Regions from separate parts of the Homo sapiens genome. Here all the other regions are linked to region 1. The links are chromatin contacts, found by Hi-C or POLR2A ChIA-PET in ENCODE. All regions are on one chromosome and are shown on one strand. The core of a region is the stretch at or near the end of the contact, and the rest is flanking DNA. Distances in the headings are between cores, read along the strand shown. Region 1 overlaps ATXN1 (ataxin 1). Region 2 overlaps GMPR (guanosine monophosphate reductase). Region 3 overlaps ATXN1 (ataxin 1).

Region 1 (2,935 bases), core at 31-2,530:
CTCATTCTCTGGCCTGGGTGGCCATGATCCGAGGGCATTTTGTTCTGGTGCACAGATACAAAGACTGGGGATGGGGAGGACAGTAATCTTTTATACAAGGACACATGAACCACCACACTGGTGCCTTAGAGAACATAGGCAACGAATACTCTGCTGCAGCATAAGTGATCGAAAGTCACACGTTAATGCAAATTATGTAAATCCTCACTAAATGATTTGAATAGAAAGGAAATCACCATAGCACCACTGTTCTCCATAACGTGAGCTGCAGTGTTCTATGCTGCATTTTACTTCCCCGGTATGAGGGCAGCTAGAGAGATGGTGGGATGACTTTCACTGTCTCTGGGGACCTTCAGACAAATTAGCTATCTTGTGAACAGTCCCAGGATGCCAACTTTCTAAATAAACATCAAAATGCATTTACTGTCTGTATCACTTAAGAGGTTGAGAATGGAGGGGGGAGCCTAACTGCAAACATTTGCGTGTTTTTATTTAACAATAGCTTAGCTATTAGACAATATAGAGTATTAGAAAGACTGTCTTAGAAGACTGAAGAGGTGAAGCTGGTGTTCTGAGTATGTCTACACAGCCTGCATAGAGGCAGATGTATATAAATGATCATGTTACTCTGCCTAAAATGGATAAAACTCGGAACAAAACAATCCACATTTAGTAATACCCTGAAGCTGACTCTAATTTGTATTCACTGTGACAACTCCTTACTTTCAAATCTGAAGTAATTATTAGAAAGTGAGAAAACAGACATTACTTTTGGGAAGCTGGGAGATGGCTTTATAGTCTAAGTTGCCACTAGATAGAATGACCCATAAAAATTACTTGGAAGGCTATTATCTCATAACCGGGGCCTATAAAATCTAACAGTTACAGATTCTCTCTCTCTCTCTCTGTCTCTCTCTCTCGTGTGTATTTTAATTAAAGACTTAAACTGCTAAGAGACAAAACTGAAAACATGTACGTAATCCAATTTTGCATAATGTCTCTGCGGTTTTGTAGTTGATTTTCCCCATCTGACCCTGACTTACATGTGATACACACACATTTACTGGTTTATGGTAGGAAAACTGCTCTGGCTGGGTACTGGCACTCGCCTTTGTGATTCAGGCATGAAACCATGAGGTGCCCAGCTGGAATTCAGAAGAAGTACATTAGGACAGAGGGGCAGCTTTGTATTTATTTATTAGGTTCTTCCAACTTAAGTTGCCAGGGTAGCATGAGCTTTTTAAAAACAGTTGTTTCTGGCCTTCCTGTTTTAGGCTTTTATCTAATAGAGTGTGAGAAGACATGAGTTCACATGCAGCTAAGGATGAGATTATTCAAACTGAAACCAACCCCACATATCAAACCGTGGTGTCATTTTCGTCACTTTAACAGTAGAAAGGACACAGGAAAAAAAAAAGAATGAAATCATTTACTGAACTAACAGTTACATTTGTCCCCTCCTGCCTTGGATAAATAATGACTAATTTTTAAATAACAGATTGGTACAGCTCTGAGATTAGGAGACAGAAAGCATGGAAAGGTCCTCAGACCTTTTAGGTTTGGTGCTTTCCTGTTCCTCTGAATGGGCATTTTTCAAAACCATTTTGAATGTAAAAGGCTGTAGAGTTCAACACTGGGCTTCTTCCTACTTTATGAGGTTATACACAGGTTCAAGGGTGAGGGTAAAGACAAGCAGGTGCAGAGTTTCACACGGGAGGGTGGGGGGGGCGTGAGTGTGCATGCATACATATTTGTGGGAGATGAGCGTGCATGCAAATAGGTGTGCAGAAGTGAGTGCACACAAATGCACATGTGTGGGTGAGTGTGCATACAAGTACATGTGCAGGCGTTGATATGCATACATGTGTGCAGGCGTGAGTGTGTACACAGTGTGCAGGGGCCATGACTGTGCATGTATATGTACACTGCAGGGGCAATATGGAAAAAAACATGGAATACAATGCAGTTTAGCCACGACTGGCAGCCAAGATTGACCTTTAAGCCCATTTCATGGCCACTGCATATGCATTTTTTATTATATGCCAATCCCAGGACCTGGTGCAAAGATAGCCAGTAAGAAGTAAGATCTTCATCTTTTGAAGTATATAAGGGTTTTTTTTTTTATTTGCCTCTGTGCTAAGAAGAATGGCCAAATCATATTCCTCTTCATTCCAAGTTGGAGCAGAACAGCCTTAGGTTGCTGCCAACTGTTATCCTTCGAGAGGGCCACATATTTTGAGGTTTCAGAGACAGTGAGGTAGATTCTGCCTTGAGAAATATCAGACACTCAAGTACTCCGGCGACACACTGAGCAAATGTTTTTGCCAGCAGAAAGATATAGGTGGGTTCACCGTGGCGCAGGTGAGGGAGAGGAAGCTGTGCACAGTAAGCGCACTTTCTCTTCTCCAGACATCCTGGTGCCACAGTAGTTCCCATTCTCTCTCCTCTTCTGTAACTTCTAAGACCTTTGCCTTAAGTGAATGGATCCTCCTAAGACAGCCATAACTGCATTTATTTACGTCCCTGCTCTTTGACTTGAAAAGTTCACCCTTTCTTGGAGAGAGAGACTTGGAAAAGAGAGGCATGAAGGGTCTCAAGCCCTGGCAATTCTGCCTCAGTGAATCCGACTTCTACCTCCACAGTGAAATCTCCCTAGCTAGTTGAGGGGCAGCAGTATTAATTGTTCCTTCCTAAGAGTTGTCAAGCAAATCAACCTGAGAACTGGAATCCACCCAAGACACACCTATGCCTTTTACAATAAAGATTCAGTGAAGAATCCTGCCCTTCACAACAGCCTCCTCAAGTAGGGAAAACGCTACAAAAAATGGATACATGACAACCAGGAACTCCTTCACCCACAGAGAGATGTTTCTTTGATCTGCCTTATCTCTGCCATCTGTTTTCCCAACCTGGGCCAATGTGGTCTAATTTCAGT
Region 2 (3,163 bases), core at 500-2,999, 140 kb before region 1:
CTGATCCTGGGAGGTGAAGGTTGCAGTAAGCTGAGATCGCACTACTGCACTCCAGTCTTGGTGATAGAGCAAGACCCTGTCTCAAGAAAAAAAAAAGGAAATATGTATTGAATGTTCACTGGCTACCATTGTGTTGGGCGGGTGCTGTACAGGATGTGAAGGTGTGTGAGAAGCTTCTTGGCTCTCAAAGCTTTATTTTTTTTGAGACAGTCTTGCTCTGTTGCCCAGGCTGGAGTGCAGTGGTGTGATCTCAGCTCACTGCAACCTTCGCCTCAGAGGTTCAAGTGATTCTTCTGCCTCAGCCTCCTGAGTAACTGGGATTACAGGCATGCACCACCATGCCCAGCTAATTTTTTGTACTTTTAGTGGAGACGGGGTTTCACCATGTTGGCCAGGCTGGTCTCGAACTCCTGGCCTCAGGTGATCCACCCGCCTTGGCCTCCCAACGTGCTGGGATTCCAGGTGTGAGCCACCACACCCGGCCCTCTCAAAGCTTTTCTAGATGTGGTCTCGAACATTTACTACACTTGTTTTCTTCTTGCACATCTCTGTGTCTGCATTCTATTTCCCCAGAAGCTGTATTGTCCTTCTGCTCTCACTGTATCTCCCCACCCCTCTGGCTGTCTGTGTAGGACAGATGTGACTAAAGAGAATAAGGGGCTTTCTCTGAGCCCAATGCATGGGAGCTACTTCTTTAAATTGTTTGGAGACCATATTTAAGTCTCACACATTCTTTATGGTAAAAACATTGCATATTACATATCTAAATGATAGCATTATTGGATGTCTATTGATTGATAGATTTCATTCATTATTGAGCAACTCCTGGGAACTGGGAAAAAGCATCAGAAACGGATTCCCTGCCCCTCTAGTCAAGAGAAAGTATGCACCAACTTCTTCTTTCACCTAGGTGTTAATCAGAACCGCCTGTGTGTTATTTGAAGCTTCTTCCTTGGCTGTTTCCAAGAAAGGCAATTGGTCTACCCTTTATAGAGCCCTCACTACTATCAGAACCCCAGGCCTACTGCAGCTGAGGCCCCCACCCCCGGATCTAGCAATTCAATGGGAGAGGAGGAGAAAAGCTGAGGCTGAACCGGGGGTTAAACCTTTTATTCTGCCGTGCACAACGTCTGGTTGCAGGGCGGGGGGAAGGCGCCTTCGTGGGAATGAGACTTCTTGGCTCCAGGACTGTGAGTGACACATAGCAGGACACAGGGAGCTACAGGACTTCTGTGGACTCTGCCCCACAGCTGATGCAGGAGAGGGGCTTGCCCTGTCTCTCCTGGTTTCTCTGCTAAATCCAGGCCTGGGGACACAGACATACTTCTCTGTCTGATCTTGTCCCTAAAGACCCCTGGCAGAAATTAGCATCCTACAAGGTGGTGCCGGCCAGGAGCCGGAGATTAGGCTGCGCCTCAAAGCATCCCACCCCCGGGTCTGGTGGGAGGGAGGAGTTCACTTCCACCTTTACCCTGTCCCCAGAGCGCCCTCTCGTGCACACCACAAGACCTCCGGGAGGGGCTGAGTGAGTGGCAGTGGAGACAGGGATGTGGGTGACTCATTCATTCTTGAGTCCACACATTCTTTCAGTGACTATTTATAGTGCCTTATTGTATATGAGGCTCTGTTCTCAGCACCTGATAACAACAGCGAATGTCCACGGAGCCGACCACCCAGTACAGAAGACAGACCCTTAACATTCTCACACAGATCCTGATTGAAATGCCTCTTTTTGAAACTGTGATGAACAACTCCCCTGGGGCAGTGACATTTAAGAAGAAGCTGGAAAGATGAGAAGGGTTTGGCTAGGCGGGCTGGTACAGAGGGGAGTGTCCAAGAGAGAGAACATTGTGTACAGAGTCCCTAAGGTGGGAAGAAACTTGCCCCATTGGAGAAGCAGTGGGGAGGGAGGGGAGCAGGTGGAGCTTGATTCTGCTGATCTGGGTAAAGTGGGGTGCTGTGGCGGCACCGGGAAGCTTGAATAAGGGGAGGTATGATAAAGAGGTCAGAGTGCGACTTGGCCTGGACCTAACTGGGAGAACAACCAGGACTGGGGCTGACCGTGGGACAGGCAGGCAGGAGGGTGCTGGTGTGAGCCCTGGCCTGGAAGTGAACCTCGGGCTAGGCTGCAAGGGACTTGAGGTGGGGCAGCCAGGAGGGAGATGGACAAACAGCTGGGCCCTGTGGAGCACAGAGCTGAGTGAGAGCAGGTGAGGGTATGGAGGGTGTCGTGCTGCAGGCCAGGCCCTGGGCCAAGCGGTATCCCTCCCTGTGCCATTTGTTCTCTGCCACAACCCCAGGAGGTTGTGTTTCTCTTTGGATTTTACAGGCCGGGCAGTGAGGCTTAAGAGAGGTGAGTCATTTGACAAAGGTTGAAGGTAAAGAAGCTACGAGCCAGTGGGAGGATTCTGAGAGGTCCTTTAAAGCAGAGTGTAGATTTGTAGAAAGGTGGAAAGGAGTGGGTGTTTAAGTGTGGAAAGGTCAGTGCCTGGCTATTGCATGGGAGCCAGTGCCACAGGGAGGAGTGGCAGTGACAGGTGCATGGTAGAGGGGAAGGCGATGTCTGGGACATCAGCCAGTGACAGTGATGAGGACCGGAGGGGGTGCATGACCAGGTGGTGTGGTTTACAGTGACCTCCATCGTGCAGATGGGGCAGCCTGTTCCCCACATCTCCTCTGCCACAGAGGTTCACCCTGGTCCCTAAAGCAGGGCTGCAAAGGTAAGGGGGACGCATTTCATGTCACAGTCTTCTCATGTATAACCATCTATTTGGGGACAACTTCTTTCTCTGTGCAGGTTCTGTGTGCACCACCCGCACCAAGACGGGAGTGGGGTACCCCCAGCTGAGTGCCGTCATTGAGTGTGCCGACTCTGCCCATGGCCTGAAGGGCCACATCATCTCTGTGAGTCTCCACCCGGGGCTGAGGCTGGGGTGTCTTGGGAGGCCCCTGCTCCCTCGCTGCTCTTCTTTCACTGGCTGGGCATCCTGTGGGCATGGGAGGGAGCTGGGCACTGCGGTCACAGCGCTGACATTCAGCAGAAACAGAGGCCCTGCTGCCCACGGATTCCACAGTGAGGGTGGCAGGCCCAGTAGGCAGAAGCCATACAAGCAGGTGGGTGGTCCATCTGATGAGGGATGTGCAGGCAGCTTTCAGAGCACAG
Region 3 (2,882 bases), core at 213-2,712, 230 kb after region 1:
GTGCTTTGATGTGCGTCCACTAGAGCTAAACTTGATCCTTTTCAGCAGCGGGACCGCTCTTCTGCCACCAAAACTGACAACCTGCGAGGCCTAACAGCTGAAAGAAATACCACTCAGAATAAACTGCCAAGGGTAGCAGGTGTGGCTTTGGGAGCCAAGGATAAAGCTTCTAGTTTAGCACAGTCCGGTTCCTATCCTCAGATCTTTCTCCTAGCCTGCTGCTCCAGCCCAGCTCCTCATAGCTGATGTCCCCACTATCCCAATCTTAGTCAGGGGCTCCTGTCATTACCACCAACAGAGTTAGTGATTACAAAAGATAAAGAGACAAAAAAAGATTTCCAAAAGAGCCTCTGCCCTAGGGGAACACTTTACGTATTTGGAAGAAAGTGGGTTTCTAAAGGTTCAGAGAATATGCTGACCTCACATCCTGAAAAAGCTTGGCAACTGAAGAGGGAATGCAACCCTCATGGCTTGATGTTGCTTAGGTCAACAAGCAAATATTTCCTGGACACCTACCATAGGCTCAGACCTGGACCCTTTGCTGTGGGAGAGGAGGCAAAGAGGAGGATGCACAATTATTTTCAGATAGTTATTCTCAAACCTCAGTGTGCAAAAGTTAACTAAGGTGAGTTTCCTGGGTTCTACATCCCCAGAACTTCTGATTCATAAGCCTGGTGTTGCTGAATCTGCAACTTTAATAAACATATCCAAGAGATTCGGAAGCAGGAGGTACTGGGATTAGACCACCCTTGGGAAACACTGGTCTGTGATTTGATTCCTGCCTTGAAGCCATGTGCAACCCATGTGCAATTGTGCTGATGGCAAACACTCACAGAGTAATGCACAGCAGTACATTCTGTAAGAAGCAGGCCCTAAATGTGATAGAAGTTCATAAAGAGAGACTGCTCAGGGCCGGGCGCAGTGGCTTACACCTGTAATCTCAGCACTTTGGAAGGCCAAGGCAGATGGATCATGAGATCAAGAGATCAAGACCATCCTGGCCAACATGGTGAAACCCCATTTCTACTAAAAATAGAAAAATTAGCTGGGCACGGTGGCGCATGCCTGTAATCCCAGCTACTCAGGAGGCTGAGGCAAGAGAATTGCTTGAACCTGGGAGGCGAAGGTTGCAGTGAGCCAAGATTGCCACTGCACTCCAGCCTAGCAACAGACCCAAGACTCTGCCTTAAAAAAAAAAAAAAAAAAAAAAAAAGAGAGAGAGAGAGAGACCAGTCAGTGAAGTCCTGAGGATTCAGGGAAGACTTTGTAAGTGACAGCCAGGATTTGTGGTGAGGCAGAACTTTGATAGAGATAGTCCCCAAGCAACTGTCTTAATCAAACCTCCCGATTCAGCATGACAAAGTGGCCATGGCATACAGCATAAATGGAGAGGAAGATACAGGATAGAAAACCACCAGCAAACAGGTAAAGAGGGTTCCTATGTTGATTACAGGAAGGATACTGTCACCAGGAGAATCACAAAACTAGCACTTCCAGATAACACTGTGTTTGCATTTGCTTTCTACCACATTCATGTGGTTTCCTGCACTTCATAATTTAATATTTGTAAGAGAAAAAAAAATGCTGTTATGAAACCCCAATAATGCATCACTTGAAGGCAGAAAGCCAGCTGCTAACAAGAGTGACATCTGAGCATCATTTCTGAAGCTCTGCTTCAGAAAGGGGATGTTTAGTAAGAAAGAACAATAATAAATGCTATTCAACGTAAAACAAAGTGTGGGGATCCACAGGGTTAACAGGCTGGCCGGTAACCAGTAACACAATGACGGCAAGCACAGAGAAGGAAAAAGTCAGATCCCCTAAAGAAAAACAAAGGACAGTATTTCAAAAGAAGCCTATCTCACTTATTTGGATATAATATTCAGGCCAGGCACAGTGGTGCATGCCTGTAATCCCAGCACTTTGAGAGGCCAAGGCAGGATGATTGCTGGAGCCCAGGAGTTCCAGACCAGTCTGGACAACATAGCGAGACCTCGTATCTACAAAAAAATGGAAAAATTAGCCAGGCATGGTGGCGCGTGCCTGTAGTCTCGGCTACTGGTCTGTGATGATGATTCCTGCCCTGAAGCTGTGTGTACCCCTGATGGCGTGATGACAAACACTAACAGAACAACACATAGCAGTGCATTTTATATGATGCAGGCCCTAAATGTGACAGAAGTTCATAAAGAGAGACCAGTCAGCGAAGTCCTAAAAATTCAGTGAAGACTTTATGAATGACAGCCAGGATAGTCCCAGTCTCATATGGTCCCAGCACAAGCTACGATTGCACCACTGCAGTCCAGCCTGGGCAACAAAGAGAAAGAAACCCCGTCTCAAATAAATAAATAAATAAATAAATTAAAATTAAATACATAAAAATGAATATAATATTCATAAAGCACTGTGCCACATTTTTTTTTAATGTTGCAAGGGAATAAATTATTTACTGCGGGCCGGGTGCAGTGGTTCACATCTGTAATCCCAGCACTTTGGGAGGCTGAGGCAGGCGGATCACCTGAGGTGAGGAGATCGAGACCATCCTGGCTAACATGGTGAAACCCCAGCTCTACTAAAAATACAAAAATTAGCTGGGCATGGTGGCACGCATCTGTAGTCCCAGCTACTCGGGAGGTTGAGGCAGGAGAATCGCTTGAACCTGGGAGGTGGAGGTTGCAGTGAACTGAGACTGTGCCACTGCACTCCAGCCTGGTGACAGAGCAAGACTCCATCTCAAAAAAAAAAAAAACAAAAAAATTATTTACTGCAGATGCTGACAGTCCTGTTTGACCAAAGGGCTGGCTGTCAAATGGGCAAATGGGGCCAGGAGGGACCCCCCGAGGACCTGGCTCCTTTCCTCCACACTGGTTGATACAATGAGC

What was found. A loop is a pair of places that touch in the nucleus more often than their neighbours do. ChIA-PET counts read pairs that join two places held with the same protein, here RNA polymerase II (POLR2A). Pooled maps may share reads with other maps.
Region 2: a loop to region 1 is called in a map of astrocyte of the cerebellum, with 5 times the contacts of the local background. The contact joins two enhancer-like sites. A Hi-C loop is called at or near these places in 2 of 168 maps with a recorded cell type or tissue (astrocyte of the cerebellum and endothelial cell of hepatic sinusoid) and 2 of 50 pooled maps. POLR2A ChIA-PET finds 5 or more read pairs at or near these places in 2 of 52 experiments (A673 and K562).
Region 3: a loop to region 1 is called in a map of naive thymus-derived CD4-positive, alpha-beta T cell, with 3 times the contacts of the local background. The contact joins two enhancer-like sites. A Hi-C loop is called at or near these places in 1 of 168 maps with a recorded cell type or tissue (naive thymus-derived CD4-positive, alpha-beta T cell), 8 of 37 single-sample maps with no recorded cell type and 14 of 50 pooled maps. POLR2A ChIA-PET finds 5 or more read pairs at or near these places in 5 of 52 experiments (activated B cell, activated CD4-positive, alpha-beta T cell, activated CD4-positive, alpha-beta memory T cell and 1 more).

Annotation. Positions count from the first base shown.
Region 1 is chr6:16,419,936-16,422,870 of GRCh38, forward strand. The region is part of intron 6 of ATXN1 (ataxin 1); the gene reads right to left. Among named protein-coding and RNA genes, the nearest start is that of GMPR, 180 kb to the left of the region's middle. RefSeq lists an enhancer at 1,269-1,318. Within about 2 kb of position 1,281, at least 9 of the 41 ENCODE cell types and tissues checked have a DNase peak (open chromatin) inside an H3K27ac peak, as active enhancers do.
Region 2 is chr6:16,275,987-16,279,149 of GRCh38, forward strand. It overlaps GMPR (guanosine monophosphate reductase), which reads left to right. Exons shown (of 9, transcript NM_006877.4): 6 at 2,798-2,904. Among named protein-coding and RNA genes, the nearest start is that of GMPR, 39 kb to the left of the region's middle. RefSeq lists an enhancer at 1,332-1,626. Within about 2 kb of position 1,750, at least 11 of the 41 ENCODE cell types and tissues checked have a DNase peak (open chromatin) inside an H3K27ac peak, as active enhancers do.
Region 3 is chr6:16,653,354-16,656,235 of GRCh38, forward strand. The region is part of intron 3 of ATXN1 (ataxin 1); the gene reads right to left. Among named protein-coding and RNA genes, the nearest start is that of ATXN1-AS1, 110 kb to the right of the region's middle. RefSeq lists an enhancer at 1,644-1,733. Within about 2 kb of position 1,463, at least 2 of the 41 ENCODE cell types and tissues checked have a DNase peak (open chromatin) inside an H3K27ac peak, as active enhancers do.